2 separate regions of the Homo sapiens genome follow, and region 1 is linked to region 2. The links are chromatin loops, found by intact Hi-C in ENCODE. Cell type or tissue: mammary epithelial cell. All regions are shown on one strand.

What was found. Peaks named below come from ENCODE experiments on the same cell type or tissue, not always from the same donor. Only the 100,000 strongest peaks of a DNase experiment are listed, where the experiment ranks them.
Region 1: a loop joins it to region 2, with 12 times the contacts of the local background. A loop is called at or near these places in 3 of 110 quality-filtered maps.

The regions. Positions count from the first base shown.
Region 1 is chr16:58,245,870-58,253,869 of GRCh38, reverse strand. It overlaps CFAP263 (cilia and flagella associated protein 263), which reads right to left and starts at 3,934. Exons shown (of 9, transcript NM_014157.4): 1 at 3,755-3,934; 2 at 1,017-1,143. The coding sequence starts at 3,855. It overlaps LOC105371293 (a long non-coding RNA gene), which reads left to right and starts at 4,011. Exons shown (of 4, transcript XR_933630.2): 1 at 4,011-4,203; 2 at 4,466-4,777. RefSeq lists a silencer at 3,624-4,103 and an enhancer at 7,700-7,759. In mammary epithelial cell, no CTCF peak of the experiment used is centred here; a DNase peak (open chromatin) is centred at 3,909; H3K4me3 peaks cover 1,293 bases; H3K27ac peaks cover 620 bases.
Region 2 is chr16:58,302,774-58,310,773 of GRCh38, reverse strand. No RefSeq gene overlaps it. Among named protein-coding and RNA genes, the nearest start is that of PRSS54, 12 kb to the right of the region's middle. In mammary epithelial cell, a CTCF peak has its summit at 4,259 (motif pointing right); no DNase peak of the experiment used is centred here.

The DNA.
Region 1 (8,000 bases), 57 kb after region 2:
ATGGTAAAAGGATGCTGGATATTAGGCCTGAGCTGACATTTATTTCTCAAGTCATCCTAAGCCCCTGCACTAAATACTTCAAAGGCCTATGTTTGACAATGAAGTGAAAATAAATAAGGGTAAACGTCTTGAAGGTGGAAAGGCTGTGAACCTGCTATAGACTAGCATTCAAGTCAAAGACAGGGGAAAGCTCAGAGGTACTTCCTGAGCTGAACACAGGAAAGAAACTGCATCCGTGGGGGACTGTGTTCAGCAAAACAGACAAACAAACATCTTGGACTTTCTATGCATTTAAGGCAAAGGTCAGAAGCGGGTGGTCCAGGGTACATATGGGTTTGCTTGGCCCTCAAAGGATAAGCCTATACAGATAACCCCTTTGAGACAAGGGCCTGTGCTAGGCCCACTTTCCTCATTTAGGTGGCTGGCTGGGCCTTGTAAACAGTTGAGTCCCTCAATTTAAATGAATTCTTTTTTTTTTTTAATTTTTTTGAGACAGAGTCTTGCTCTGTTGCCCAGGCTGGAGTGTAGCAGTGTGATCATAGCTCACTGCAGCCTCAAACTCCTGGGCTCAAGCAATCCTCCCACCTCAGCCTCCCAAGTAGCTAAAACTACAGGTGCATATCACCACATCTGGCTAATTTAAGAATTTTCTTTTGTAAAGATGGGGTCTTGCAATATTGCCCAGGAAGGTCTCGAACTCCTGGTCTCATGTGATCCTCCCACCTTAGCCTCCCAAAGCACTGGGACAGGCCTAAGCCACTGCACCTAGCCAAAGGGAATTCTTTCAAGTAAACTAAGATATGCTGGGAGAGTCAATCCACTATTAACTGAACCCAGTTTCTTTCACAGTCACTTGAAAGAGAAACCCTAGAGGGCAAAGAAAAATCAAAAGTAAAACAGGGAGAAGGTCCCATGGTCAATTGGCCACAGAGGGCGCACCAAAGGCAGATAAACAAATACCACTTGCATTTAAGGTGACAAACAATAAAAGAATGATCTAGATCTCCATTGTGTACCTGTGCATAATCTGCTGCTGATATTTTAATTTCTGATAATCGTGGAGGTCGCTGATCCCTGGGCTCCAGTTTAGCGTAATATTTCTCAAACATCTCAGTCTCAGTTTTGAGAGCAGAGTTTACATAGCTGCAAGACAGGGTACCTGAGTAAGTTCTAGTAATAAGAGTTTAAACCTCAAATAACTAGTGTTTAATAACTAGTAGACCTGCAAAACCCGTTAGCCCCTTGGTGCCTTAGTTTCCTCACCTATAAAATGGGTATTAAGAATAGCACTTAACTTTTAGGGTTCCAATAAGGAAGACAAAGCCTCTGGCACAGTGCCTGACACATAGTAAGTGCTATATATTTGATATTTTTATTAATATGTTTAATGAGCCACAAAATTCAGAACACTAGTATTACATTGAAAATTCTCATAGGTTTCATCTTCAAGTATCATTGAACCCATGTGGGAGATTATTTCTGAATTACTATATATTATATATATACATATATATATTTTATTTGTTTAAGAGACAGGGTCTTACTCTGTTGCACTCACTGTAACCTGGAACTCCTGGGATCAAGCAATCCTCCTGCCTCAGCCTCCCAAGTAGCTAGGACTGCAGGTGCACAATGCCATGCCTGGCTAATTTATAATTTTTTTTGTAGAGGTGGTATCTTGCTATGTTGTCAAGGCTGGCCATGAACTCCTGGCCTAAAGTGATCCTCCCACCTTGGTTTCCCAAAGTGCTGAGATTATAGGCAATAATAGCCACTGTGCCCAACCTGAATTACTATATTCTTGAAGTTAAACACACCCACAATCTTCAGATGTTTCCTTTGGTTTGTTTTTCAGTTCTTTTATTTTCAGTACCCAATAGATGAAAAGTATCAACCAGAAGTTTATCATAAACTCTGGAAAACTTTGAACAGAGGAAGAGATAACATACCTAGTTTATCCTGTATATGCCAAGGTTATAACCTTTTTAACTTCTTAACTTCTCATACGTGTGTATGTGTGTGTGTGTTACACACACATATGTATGTATATGTATATGAGAGAGAGAACAGCTTTGATGTTTTCATGTGTTATTAATCTATTAGGTTGGTACAAAAGTAATTGCAGTTTTTGCTATTACTTTTAATAATTCCTGTTTGGCTGAATTTTAAGACTAGTGGGGCCAGGTGTGGTGGCTCACACCTGTAATCCCAGCACTTTGGGAAGCCGAGGCAGGTGGATCACCTGAGGTCAGGAGTTCGAGACCAGCCTGATCAACATTGTGAAACCCCATCTCTACTAAAAGTACAAGAATTAGCTGGGTGTGGTGGCAGGTGCCTGTAATCCCAGCTATTCAGGGGTCTGAGGCAGGAGAATCACTTGAACCTGGGAAGCAGAGGTTGCAGTGAGCCGAGATCATGCCATTGTACTTCAGCCTGGGCGACAGAGCGAGTGAGATTCCGTATCAAAAACAAAACAAAACAAAACAAACTAGTGGAAAAAGCTGAATGGAAAACACAATCTATCAAAGTAGCTTGCTTTTTCAGCATAGAGCATGCTCCAGGTGTATGTAGTCTGTGGAGTCACACCTGAGTTTGAATCCCAGCACTACCACTGACTGTGTGAACTTAGGGAAGTGACTTCACCTCTGCGTCTTTGTTTCCTTACCCACTTCCTAGGGTTGCAGTGTCATCATATAAGATCATATATGTAAATGCATGGTACATAGAAACACTCAAAAATGAGAGCTGTTAGTAATAATACCTCAGTTCTGACCTAAAGTATTTGTAGATGTATAGAAGTAACATCTATTCAGCTGCTAGAGCTAGGATATTCTGTGCAAGACCAGTAAGTTGTACAACTAATCTTAACTACATCATGGAATCTTTATATCCAATTTACTTGCTATAGTAGAATATATAAAGCAGACTGCAAAATAAAATAAAACAAAATAAACGCAGACTATCGGGCCATTCTTTACTGTCCATCTCCATGCTTATATCCAGGTTCAGGCACACATTGCCTCATACTAAAACCATCTCAATAGCTTGCTTTCTATTCTGCTGCCGTGTTAGTTTTATCATATAATTTTTTTTTTTTTTTTTTTTGAGACTTAGTCCCTCTCTGTTGCCCAGGCTGGGGTGCAGTGGCACAATCTCGGCTCACTGCAACCTCCGCCTCCCAAGTTCAAGTGATTCTCCTGCCTCAGCCTCCAGAGTAGATGGGATTACAGGCACGCGCCACCACGCCTGGCTAATTTTTGTATCTTTAGTAGATACGGGGTTTCACCATGTTGGCCAGGCTGGTCTCGAACTCCTGACCTCAAGCGATCCGTCCGCCTCGGCCTCCTAAAGTGCTGAGATTACAGGCGTGAGCCACCGCGCCCAGCCTTATCATAGAATCTTAGCATCAGAAAAGGGCTTAGAAGTCACCTGGTCCAAATTGCTGCTGTAGAATTGTGGATCGGCTAAGCACACCGTCTGGCATGAGAGAGACTCCTCCGGCTGAAACCCTCACTTCCCCAATTACCCTCTGGGCTTCTCACCACCGGCCCCATCCCCTCGCCCTACCACCCCGTTCTAGCTCCACCAACAGCTTGTTGGCTCAGTGGTGGTGGAGTAAGGAGTAAAGAGGAAAAGTCTCCCCAGTGCTCAGTGAGGGCTTGGATCTTCTCCATGCTGGTCCCCAAGTCCGAGGCCGCCCGGAGAGGAGGGCCTAGGAGGAAGAGGGGCGGCCCCCAGGCGCGGGCGGCGGTACCTGAGCTCCTCCACCAGCCCGCACAGCTGGATAACAGGCAGCTCCAGCTCCGACCCTTCATGGGAGTCGGAGAGGACGCTCTCGGACTCATCATCAGTCATCACTCTGCCGAAGCGGCCCCTGCCAATGCCGTGTGCCCAGGAGCTCCGGGTGCCGGCGGCCACGCGTCACTCCGGCTGCGACGCGGTGGCGCGTTGCCCGGGCGACCGGACGCGAGGAAAGGGGTGGGGCTTCCGGTGGCCCCTCCCCGCGCTGCCCCGCCTGTCTCCGTGCGGACCCAGCCAGGTTGCTGGCTTTGAGCGCACACCTAAGCGCGTTCAGTTTCACTTCTTTAACAATAACTCTTAAATTGATAGTAATAATAGCAGCTGCTGTTTCTCAGCCCTTACTGTGTCCTTGGCAGCGTGTTAAGCATAGTTTATGAAAACCTTCGCCACAACCTTGTAATGGTATCTATCAATCTCTCCATTCTCCCAATAAGGAAACTGGGGCCTAGAAAATTAACACGATTTATCATAGTGTCCTTCTTCCCCTGTCCCACTGGGAGGCCCCTGCTCTGTTCACCACCTGGTGCTTCCTACATGCTAACAGCAGCTCCTCTCAGATATTAACATCCTGCATTTCTGGAAGGAAAAAAACGTGGCTGATAAAAATGGGTATACATTCAAGAGACATCCCTAAATAGTTACTGAATATCTACTGTGTCCTTAGTATCCTAGGGGGAATGTCTGGAAAAGACCATTCTGATCTTCAAGGAGCTTCCAATTAAATGAGTGAAACAGCCTCTAAACAAGCCGCTGGAACCTGGGGTGATGACAGCAACATCATGCGTCACACTGTGCATCGTAGTCATCTCCTTAAATCCTCAAAACAATCTGGTACAGTTGGTATTATTGCCGTCATCTTACAGATCAGAAAACCAAGGAATGGAGTAGCTTAGGTTCCATTCCACTCAAGAATGGAATCAAGCTCCGGTGGAACCCAAAGTCCATGCTGTTAACTTCTACGCTGATGTGGGACATGGTAAGGATCAGGGAGGCAACACAGGAGCTCTCTCTCTGCTCCCCATGGGGATGAAAGAGGACAGAGGGCAGGACGGGGAGACTTCTCCTAGGGAGGGTGAACTCTGGATGTGCTTAGAAAGCAAGCTGTGATGAAGTGCTTGGGGAGCGGGTCAGCCCCCTTCCCCTGCAAGGGGCATGCATTAGCATTGACAGGCACTCCCTGGATCTGAGGGAGGGTTTTTGTTTTGCTGCTCAGGGTGCACAAGGTTGGGGCCAGAATAGAATCACTGGAGATGACAGCAGAGAGCTGGAGCCCTACCACCTTCTCTCTGGTGGTAGGCCTCTTTAGGTTCTAGGGACAATGCAGACCACATTTAGCAATACTTAATATGTCCATATACAAGGTGACACAAATGGATGCTATCCCCAGGTGACATAAATAGATGCCAGCTCCAAGTGAACCCAGAGCAAGAATGGGCTCTGTAGCAATTCGAGGCTATGATGCAAACAGCCCTGCCAACTGGGCTGTGTGATACAACAGACTCTATGGCATTGGGGGTGTCAGTGGTGAAAAAAGATGCAGCAGGAATCTTAAAGCAAGACCCAGCAGGAGAATCACAATAAAGGACCCAGGATTCTGAAACAAGACCATACAATCCACAGCAGAGAATTACGTGTCTTTTGAGAAATAACTCCTGGCCTGTTACTATACCCTGGTAGAGACAGAACGCTGGATATATGGGGTACCAAGTGACCATGCATCCAGTCCTGCCCTCTACCAGCTGAGTTATTAAGCAGGACAGGCCCAGCCTCAGTCCATTGCAAATGGAAATGGTTAATCCAGCATTGGGCTCCAGCAGGACCAGAAAGCATGAGTAAGCTGCATGAGCAGGTAGCCCAGACCAACATGGCACCCACCACATTTGCACCAGGATCCCTCCCCCAGCTCAAATTTATCACTATATTTGCAGGGGCTTGGGGAGTTCATGACCACCTGGAAGAGAAGGCAAAGGCTTGAGCTCAGTTTACAGATGGGCTGGCTTGGAAGCCAAAAATGGACAGTGGCTGCATTACAACCACTTCACGAAAGGTAGTGAAAGACAGTAGAGAGGGAAAGCTTCCCAACTGGCAGAGTTGTGAGTGGTGGTGTGGCTGGTCATCTATTTTGTGTGGAGAGAGAAATGGCCCCAGGGGACACATCTAATTGGAAACTCTGTTCTTTTTTTTTTTTGGAAGGGAGAGTTTATTTTTACTTTTTTGAGACAGGATCACACTCTGCTGCCCAGGCTGGAGTGCGGTGCAGTGGCACGATCATAGATCAATGCAGCCTTGAATTCCTGGGCTCAATCAATCTTCCTACCTCACCTTCCAGAGTTGCTGGGACTACAGATGCATGCCACCATGCCTGGCTAATTTTTTTTTTTCTTTCTCTCTCTGTTTTTTGTTTTGTTTTGTTTTTTGTTTTTTGTTTTTCTGTAGAAATGGGGGTCTCGCTATGTTGCCCATGTTAGTCTGGAACTCTACCCTTCAGCGCTCCTCCTGCCTTAGCCTCTCAAAGTGTTGGGATCACAGGCATTAGCCACTGTACCTGGCCTAATTGGCATCATGGACTCAAAGACTCCCGATCAGGCTGGCTGGAACTTTGTTAGCGCCGTGCTTTGATCTGGGATGCCTGCTCCCTGGCCCTCACTCCGTCCTCTCCCAGATGTCATCACAGTGGGAGGCTGTCCTTGTCTACTCCAGCTTCCTCTCCTTTGTCCATCACAGACGATTTCCCCAAGAAAGAGATCTCTTCATGTCTAATTTTATCTTGGTTTGGAGGACTCAAACCAACACAAAGAATAAATTTCAATCTTAAAGATATTATTCTAATTTGGTAACATATTACATGTATGAACTAAAGTTTGCATTTGCCAAACAAAAATATTGTTTGGATCACCTTGCTGGTCAAGCTGCTTTACATGTTTTAAAAATTGTGGTTAAAAAATACATAACATGGCCGGGCGCAGTGGCTCACACCTCTAAATCCTAGCACGTTGGGAGGCTGAGGCAGGTGAAAAGAAAAAGAAAAAAATAATAACATAAAATTTACCATCTTTTTTTTTTAGATGGATTCTCACTCTTGTCGCCCAGGCTGGAGGGCAATGGTGTGATCTCAGCTCACTGCAACCTCCACCTCCTGGGTTCAAGCGATTCTCCTGCCCGAGCCTCCCGAGTAGTTGGGATTACAGGCACCTGCCACCATGCCTGAGTAATTTTTTGTATTTTTAGTAGAGACGGGGTTTCACCATGTTGGTCAGGCTGTTCTCAAACTCTTGACCTCGTGATCCACCCGCCTTGGCCTCCCAAAGTGCTGGGATTAGAGGTGTGAGCCACCGCACCCGGCCTGTAAAATTTACCATCTTAACCACTTCTTTTTTTTTTTTTTGAGATGGAGTCTCGCTCTGTCGCCCCGACTGGAGTGCAGTGGCGCGATCTCGGCTCACTGCAAGCTCCCCTTTCCGGGTTCATGCCATTCTCCTTCCTCAGCCTCCCGAGTAGCTGGGACTACAGGCACTCGCCACCACGCCCAGCTAATTTTTTGTATTTTTAGTAGAGATGGGGTTTCACCGTGTTAGCCAGGATGGTCCTGATCTCCTGACCTCGTGATCCACCCGCCTCGGCCTCCCAAAGTGCTGTGATTACAGGCGTGAGCCACAGCGCCCAGCCCATCTTAACCACTTCTAAGTGTACAATACAGTAGTGTTAAGTATGATCACATGGTTGTGCAACCAATCCCCAGAACTTTTTTATCTTGCAAAATGGAAACTCTATATTCATTATAAAACTCTATACCTGCTTCCCCCTCCCTCCAGTCCCTGGCAACCACAGTTCTACTTTCTGTCTCTATGAATTTGACTACTCTAGGTACCTTACATTAGCAGGGTCATATACTATCGTCTTTTTGTGACTGGCTTATTTCACTTAGCATGTCTTTAAGGTTCATTTGTATGGCAGCATGTGTCAGAATTTCCCTTCTTTTTAAGGCTTAATAATATTCTGTTGTATAGATACACCACTTTTGTTTATCCATTCATCCATTGATGGACATCACTGCCTTAATTTTTTATTTATCTATTTATTTATTTATTTATTTATTTATTTATTTTGTGAGATGGAGTCTCACTCTGTTGCCCAGGCTGGAATATAATGGTGCCATCTAGGCTCACTGCAACCTCTGCCTCCCTGGTTCAAGCGATTCT
Region 2 (8,000 bases):
TGACTTTAAGATTTTAAACTACTGAAGAAAATGTTTGCAATTATATTTACCAAATTAATCTTACCAAATATTACTAAAGTCATGTGAACTAAAAGGCATCTGAGCTAGCTGTTATTAGTCTGATAAACACTTATTTTAAGCCAACTGATTAGAGCTCTTTTTATAGTTTGGTAGTGAAATCTTACTTCCACATGACACATACAAGCATATAGACATAGCAGACATACAAAGGCAGATCCCATAAGATTTTTCATTTGCCTGTTTCCAAAATTATCTCCCTTACATTAGACTATTTAAAAAAAAAAATTATAGGAGCCAACAAAAGTTGAAAGAGAGAGTTCCCATCCCAGGCCTTCTCAAAAGAGAGAAAGAGCTGAGGCAGTGGAGTACGGCAGAAATTGAACTTATGAGATATCAATCTGAAGAATTTTCAAAAAGAAAAAGGTTATGGAATTTAAAAATTTAAAACTTCTTGCATTAAGAATAAGTCAATATTTTAAATAAAATCTTATTCTAACCAATCCTTTAGTTTTGTATTGGTGTATTTTTGATATCAAAGTCCAATTTCTAGAAAGACATATTTCCCAATTTTTTTTTTTTTGTGATGGAGTCTTGCTCTGTCACTCAGGCTGGAGCACAATGGCATGATCTCAGCTCACTGCAACCTCCGCCTCCAGGGTTCAAGTGATTCTCCTGCCTCAGCCTCCTGAGTAGTTGGGATTACAGGCGCCTGCCACCACGCCCAGCTAATTTTTGTATATTTAGTAGAGACGGAGTTTCACCAGGTTTTGCCAGGTTGGTCTCGAACTCCTGACCTCAGGTGATCCACCCACCTCAGCCTCCCAAAGTGCTGGGATTACAGGCATGAGCCACTACACCTGGCCATATATTTCCCTTTTAATTATAGCCAACTTAATCATAACATTTTAAAAATAAATTCCTTTTTGGCTAGGCATGTTGGCTCATGCCTGTAATCCCAACACTTTGGGAGGCCAAGGCAGGTGGATCACGAGGTCAGGAGATCCAGACCATCCTGGCTAACACGGTGAAACCCCGTCTTTACTAAAAAAAATACAAAAAAATTAGCTGGGCATGGTGGCAGGCGCCTGTAGTCCCAGCTACTCGGGAGGCTGAAGCAGGAGAATGGCATGAACCCAGGAGGCAGAGCTTACAGTAAACCAAGATCGCACCACTGCACTCCAGCCCAGGCAACAGAGTGAGACTCCATCTCAAAAAAAAAAAAAAAAAAAAAATTCCTTTTTTACTAACCTTATTACAACTTACACAATCATTCATAACATGCTTGGGCTTTCTGGTTTGTCCTAAACATCCCTCTTTCTTTTTCTTTTTTTTTTTTTTTTTTTGAGATGGAGTCTGGCTCTGTCACCCAGGCTGGAATGCAGTGACGCGATCTTGGCTCATTGCAACCTCCGCCTCCCGGGTTCAAGTGATTCTCATGTCTCATTCAAGTGATTCTCACACCTCAGCCTCCTGAGTAGCTGGGATTACAGGTGCCCACCACCAAGCCTGGCTAATTTTTGTATTTTTAGTAGACATGGGGTTTTGCCATGTTGGCCAGGCTGGTCTTGAACTTCTGACCTCAGTTGATCTGCCTGCCTCGGCCCTCCAAAGTGCTAGGATTACAGGCATGAGCCACTGTGCTTGGCCAACATCCCTCTTTTTTAAACAACCAGTCATTTTATTTTAAGACAAAAATTTGCAATATACAATTCTCTGTCATACAAAGTTATTTTTCTTTTAACCTTTCTTACCAAAAGTACCTATAAAGAAAGTAAACTATAAAGAAAGTTATAGATATAAAAAGATATAGATATAAAGTTATTTTTCTGGTTCTTTTCACCTTGTTTTATATATAACCTTTAAATGACCTTTGAATTAGACAGAAATTATTTACCTTTTAACAAGAGTATACTTTTTTTAGAAAAAGGTTTTCCTATAATCTTTTAAATTTGAAATTACTCAGAAATTTAATGAATATTTTTTAATATAACCTTAGATTCTATATTATATGACATTTGTTTACAAGCATTTATTCTATTACATTTACCTGATTACTTATTTTGTTTTTAATAGTTTACCTAGATTATTATGAAAACTGTGATAGTCATCATTTAAAGTTATTTTTCTCTTAACAACCTTTATGGCCTGTGAATTTCACTGTTTATCTAAGTAAAAAACTTAAGGTTAAATATATGGGCATTTTACCAATAACATAGGATTTAGTTGTTTTCATTGAACCAGTGATATTAGATGTCTTATTTATCAAAAATTACACAAGCAGGGCAGGTGCAGTGGCTCACACCTGTAATCCCAGCACTTTGGGAGCCTGAGGTGGGTGGGTCACCTGAGGTCAGGAGTTTGAGACCAGCCTGGCCAACATTGCAAAACCCTGTCTCTACTAAAAACACAACAATTATCCAGGTGTGGTGGCACGTGCCTGTAGTCCCAGCTACTCGGTAGGCCGAGGCAGGAGACGCTTGAACCTGGGAGGCTAAGGTTGCAGTGAGCCAAGATTGCACCACTGCCCTCTAGCCTGGGCAGCAGAGGGAGACTCTCTCTCAAAAAAAAAAAAAAAAAAATTACACAAGCAAAGAATCATTCTGTCATGGGCTGGTTTCATACTTTTCTAGCCCTTATGTCAAATTTTGACACAGTGTAGTGTTTAGCAGAGATAAGTATGAAACTGCTTAATAAATGCAAACAAAAAATGCTGACAATTCTTAAGACATTCCTAATATTACTTTACCAATAATTTCAAAGCTTCAAGGTCATAGGCAGATTCAAAGATTTTCTGATTGGCAATTGGTTGAAAGAGTTATTATCTAAAGACCTGGAATCAATAGGAAGGAATGTCTGGGTTATAATAGGGGTTGTAGAGACCAAGGTTTTATGCAGATGAAGCCTCCAGATAGCAGGCTTCAGAAAGAATAGATTGTAAATGTTTCTTATCAGACTTAAAGAGTCTGTTCTATCAGTCTTAAGGTCTGTGTTGATATCAGTACTGGTCAGCTGGGTCTGAATTCCAAGACAGAAAGGTATAATGAGGCCTGTCTGACTCCCTCTTCCCATCATGGCCTGAGCTAGTTTTTCAGGTTAACTTTGGAATGCCCTGTCCATTCAGATGGTTAGCAAGCTTAGAATTTTATTTTTGGTTTACATCCTTTACACTTGCATATGGATAATGGTACAACAATGTTTACTACAGGATTATTTGTTAATATTTTAGAAATTGGCAACAATGCAAATGTCCATGGGCAGGGGAATGAATCAATAAATTGAGGTGTGTTTATGGGATAGAATACTTGACAGCAATGAAAATGAATGGACTAAATCTTGAAATAATGATGAAAGAGCAAGCAGTAGGCCGGGCATGGTGGCTCACAACTGTAATCCCAGCACTTTGGGAGGCCGGGGCAGGCGAATCACTTGAAGTCAGGAGTTTGAGACCAGCCTGGCCAACATGGTGAAACCCCATCTCAACTAAAAATACAAAAAATTAGCCAGGCGTGGTGGCAGGCACCTGTAATCCCAGCTACTTGGGAGGCTGAGGCAGGAAAATTGCTTGAACCTGGGAGGCAGAGGTTGCAGTGAGCCGATTTGCCACTGCACTGCAGCCTGGGTGACAGAATGAGACTTCATCTCAAAAAAGAAAAAAGAAAAAAAAAAGAGCAAGCAGCAGAATGATATGTATGGTGTGAGCCCATTTAAAAAACACACACAATGCAGCATGTTGTTTATGGATACATGTAATTTGTAGTAAAAGTGTAAAAACAGCAGTGTTGTTGTTGTAGTGATGACCTTGGGGAGGGAGAAGGGAAAAAGGCTGCCTGTCTCGGCCATGCTAGAGACTTCACCTTCACCAATAATGTCAATTTCTTTCTTTTTTTTTGAAACGTTAGAGGAATTTATTATATTATATTATTTATTAGAATCTCCTTTTTTGTCCTTTTATTTTTTCTCAGCTTTATTGAGGTATAATTGACAAATGAAAAGTGTGTATATTTGGCCAGGCATGGTAGCTCACGCTTATAATCTCAGCATTTTGGGAGGCCAAGGCACGTGGCTCACCTGAGGTCAGGAGTTTGAGACCAGCCTGGCCAACATGGAGAAACCTCGTCCCTACTAAAAATACAAAAATTAGCTGGGCATGGTGGTGCACTCCTGTAATCTCAGCTACTGGGGAGGCTGAGGCAGGAGAATCACTTGAACCAGGTAGGTGGAAGTTGCAGTGAGCCAGGAGATGGCGCCACTGTACTCCAGCCTGTTGACAGAGCAAGACTCAATCTCAAAAAAAAAAAAAAATTGTGTATATTTACAGTGCACAATGTGATCTTAAATATATGTATATGTTGTGAAATGATTATACCACAATTAAGTAAATTAACATATCCATGACCTCACATAGTTATCTTTGTGTGTGGTGAGAACATTCAATATCTCCTCTCAGTAATTTTCAATAACATAATACGTTATTATTAACTATAGCAACCATATTGTACAATAGATCTCCAGGTATTCATCCTACCTAACTCAAATTTTTGTACTCTTTGAGCAACATCTCCCCAGGTCCCCACCCCCAGCCCCTGGCAACCACCATTGTGTTCTCTGCTCCTGAGTTCGATTTTTTTAGATTCCACATATCAACAAGATCACTCAGCATTTGTCACTCTGTGTCTGGCTTATTTCATTTAGCATAATATCCTACAGATTCGTTCATGCAGTTGAAAATGAATTTTCTAAACCCATAGCCAACATTATACTTAATGGGAAAAATTGAGAGCATTACCTCTGAGAACTGGAACAAGACAAGGATGCACACTTTCACCACTTCTATTCAACACAGTACTGGAAGTTCTAGGCAGAGCAATCAGACAAGAGATGCTCTTTATTTCTTTAAAGGAGATATTTATTTCTTTATTTCTCTCCACTTTAAATCAGTAAAGTGGAAGTCAAACTGTCACTGTTTGCTGATCATATGATTATATACCTAGAAAACCCTAAAGACTCATTTAAAAAGCTCCTGGAACTAATAAATGAATTCAGTAAAGTTTCAGGTACAAAATTAATGTACACAAATTAGTAGCACTGCTTTACACCAACAATGACCAAGCCGAGAATCAAATTAAGGACTCAACCCCTTTTACAATAGCTATAATAGCTACAAAAAACTAAAATACTTAGGAATATACCTAACCAAGGAGGCAAAAGACCTCTACAAGGAAAACTACAAAACGCTGCTGAAAGAAATAATAGATGACACAAACAAATGGAAACATATCCCATACTCATGGATGGGTAGAATCAATACTGTGAAAATGACCAAACTGCCAAAAGCAATCTACAAATTTAATGCAATGCCCATGAGAATGCCACCATCATTCTTCGCAGAACAGAAAAAAACAATCCTAAAATTCATATGGAACCAAAAAAGAGCCCACATAGCCAAAGCAAGACTAAGCAAAAAGAACAAACCTGGAGGCATCACATTACCCAGCTTCAAACTATACTATCAGGCTATAGTCACCAAAACAGCATGGTACTGGTATAAAAATAGGCACACAGACCAATGGAACAGAATAAAGAACCCAGAAACAAAGCCAAATACTTACAGCCAACTGATCTTCAACAAAGCAAATGAAAACATAAAGTAGAGAAAGGACATCCTATTCAACAAATGGTGCTGGGATAATTGGCAAGCCACATGTAGAAGAATGAAACTGCATCCTCATCTTTCACCTTATACAAAAGTCAACTCAATATGGATCAAAGACTTAAATATAAGACCTGAAACCATAAAAATCCTAGAAGATAACATCAGAAAAACCCTTCTAGACATTGTATTAGGCAAAGACTTATTGATCAAGAATCCAAAGCAAATGCAACAAAAACAAAGTTAAATAGATGGGACTTAATTAAACTAAAAAGCTTCTGCACAACAAAATAATAATAATGATGATAATAATAATAATTAGCAGAGTAAACAGACAACCCACAGAGTGAGAGAAAATCTTTGCAAGCTATGCATCTGACAAAGGACTAATATCCAGAATCTACAAGGAACTCAAAGAAATCATCAAGAAAAAAACAAACAATCCCATCAAAAAGTAGGCTAAGAACATGAACAGACAATTCTCAAAAGAAGATATACAAACGACCAACAAACATATGAAAAAAAGCTCAACATCACTAATTATCGGGGAAATGCAAATCAAAACCCACAATGCAATACCACCTTACTCCTGCAAGAATAGCTGTAATAAAAAAATCAAAAATTAATAGATGTTGGTGCAAATGTGGTAAAAAGGGAACACTTTTACACCATTAGTTGGAATGTAAACTTTCCACTATGGAAAGCAGAGCGAAGATTCCTTAAAGAACTAAAAGTAGATCTACCATTTGATCCAGCAATGCCACTACTGAGTATCTACCCAGAGGAAAAGAAGTCATTATACAAAAGAGATACTTGCATATGCATGTTTATAGCAGCACAATTTAAAATTGCAAAAATATGGAACCAACCCAAAGTGGATAAAGAAAATGTTATATCTATCTATCTATATATAGATATAGATAATATATAAAATGTTATATATATACATACATACATATATATGTGTGTGTGTGCATATATATATATATATATATATATATATATATATATATATATATGAGTGGATAAAAAGGAAGGAAATAATGAGCATTCGCAGCAACCTGGATGGAATTGGAGACCATTATTCTAAGTGAAGTAACTCAGGAATGGAAAACCAAGCATCGTATGTTCTCACTTATAACTGGGAGCTGATCTATGTGGATGCAAAGGCATAAGAATGATACAGTGGACTTTGGGGACTCAGGGAAAAGGGGCAGTGAGGGATAAAAGACTACACATTGGGTACAGTGCATACTGTTCAGGTGATGGGTGCACCAAAATCTCAGAAATCACCACTAAAGAACATATCCATGTTTAAAAAAAAGAAAGAAAATGAATTTTCTTCTTTCTTAAGGCTGAATAGCATTCTATTGTGTGTATATGTACTACGGGTTTTTTTAAATCCATTTATCCATTGATGAACACTTAGGTTGCTTTCATATCTTGGCTATTGTGAATAATGCTGCAATGAACACAGGAGTGCAGATATCTCATTGACACAGTGATTTCATTTGTATACACACCCAGAAGTGGGATTACTAGATCATAGGGTAGTTCTATTTTTAATATTTTGAGGAACTTCCATATTCCTTCCCATAATGGGTTTTATATTCCCACCAATAGTGTACAAGATTTCCTTTTTTTCCACATCCTTGCCAACACTTGTTAGTTTTTGTCTTTTTGATAATAACAGGTGTGAGATGATTTATAGTTTTGATTTGCATTTCTCTGATGATTAGTGATGTTGAACATTTTTTCCATATACCTGTGGGCCATTTGTGTGTCTTCTTTTGAGAAATACCTATTTCAGGTTCTTTGTCAATTTTTTAATTGGGTGATTTATTTTCTTGTTATTGAGTTGTTTGAGTTTCTTATGTATTTTGGATATTAACCTCTTATCAGAATGTATGGTTTGAAAATATTTTTTCCCATTTCATAGTTGTCTCTTTACTCTGTTGGTATTTTATCTTTTTTTTTTTTTTTTTTTTGAGATGGAGTCTTCGCTCTTGTTGCTCAGGCTGGAGTGCAATGGTGCGATCTCGGCTCACCGCAACCTCTGCCTCCCAGGTTCAAGCTATTCGCCTGCCTCAGCCTCCCGAGTAGCTGGGATTACAGGCATGCGCCACCACGCCCGGCTAATTTTGTATTTTTAGTAGAGACAGGGTTTCTCCATGTTGGTCAGGCTGGTCTCAAACTCCCAACCTCAGGTGATCCGCCCACCTCGGCCTACCAAAGTGCTGGGATTACAGGTGTGAGCCACCGTGCCTGGCCCTGTTTTGTTTTCTTTCTTGTGAAAAACAAACAAACAAACAAATAAACAAAAACACTT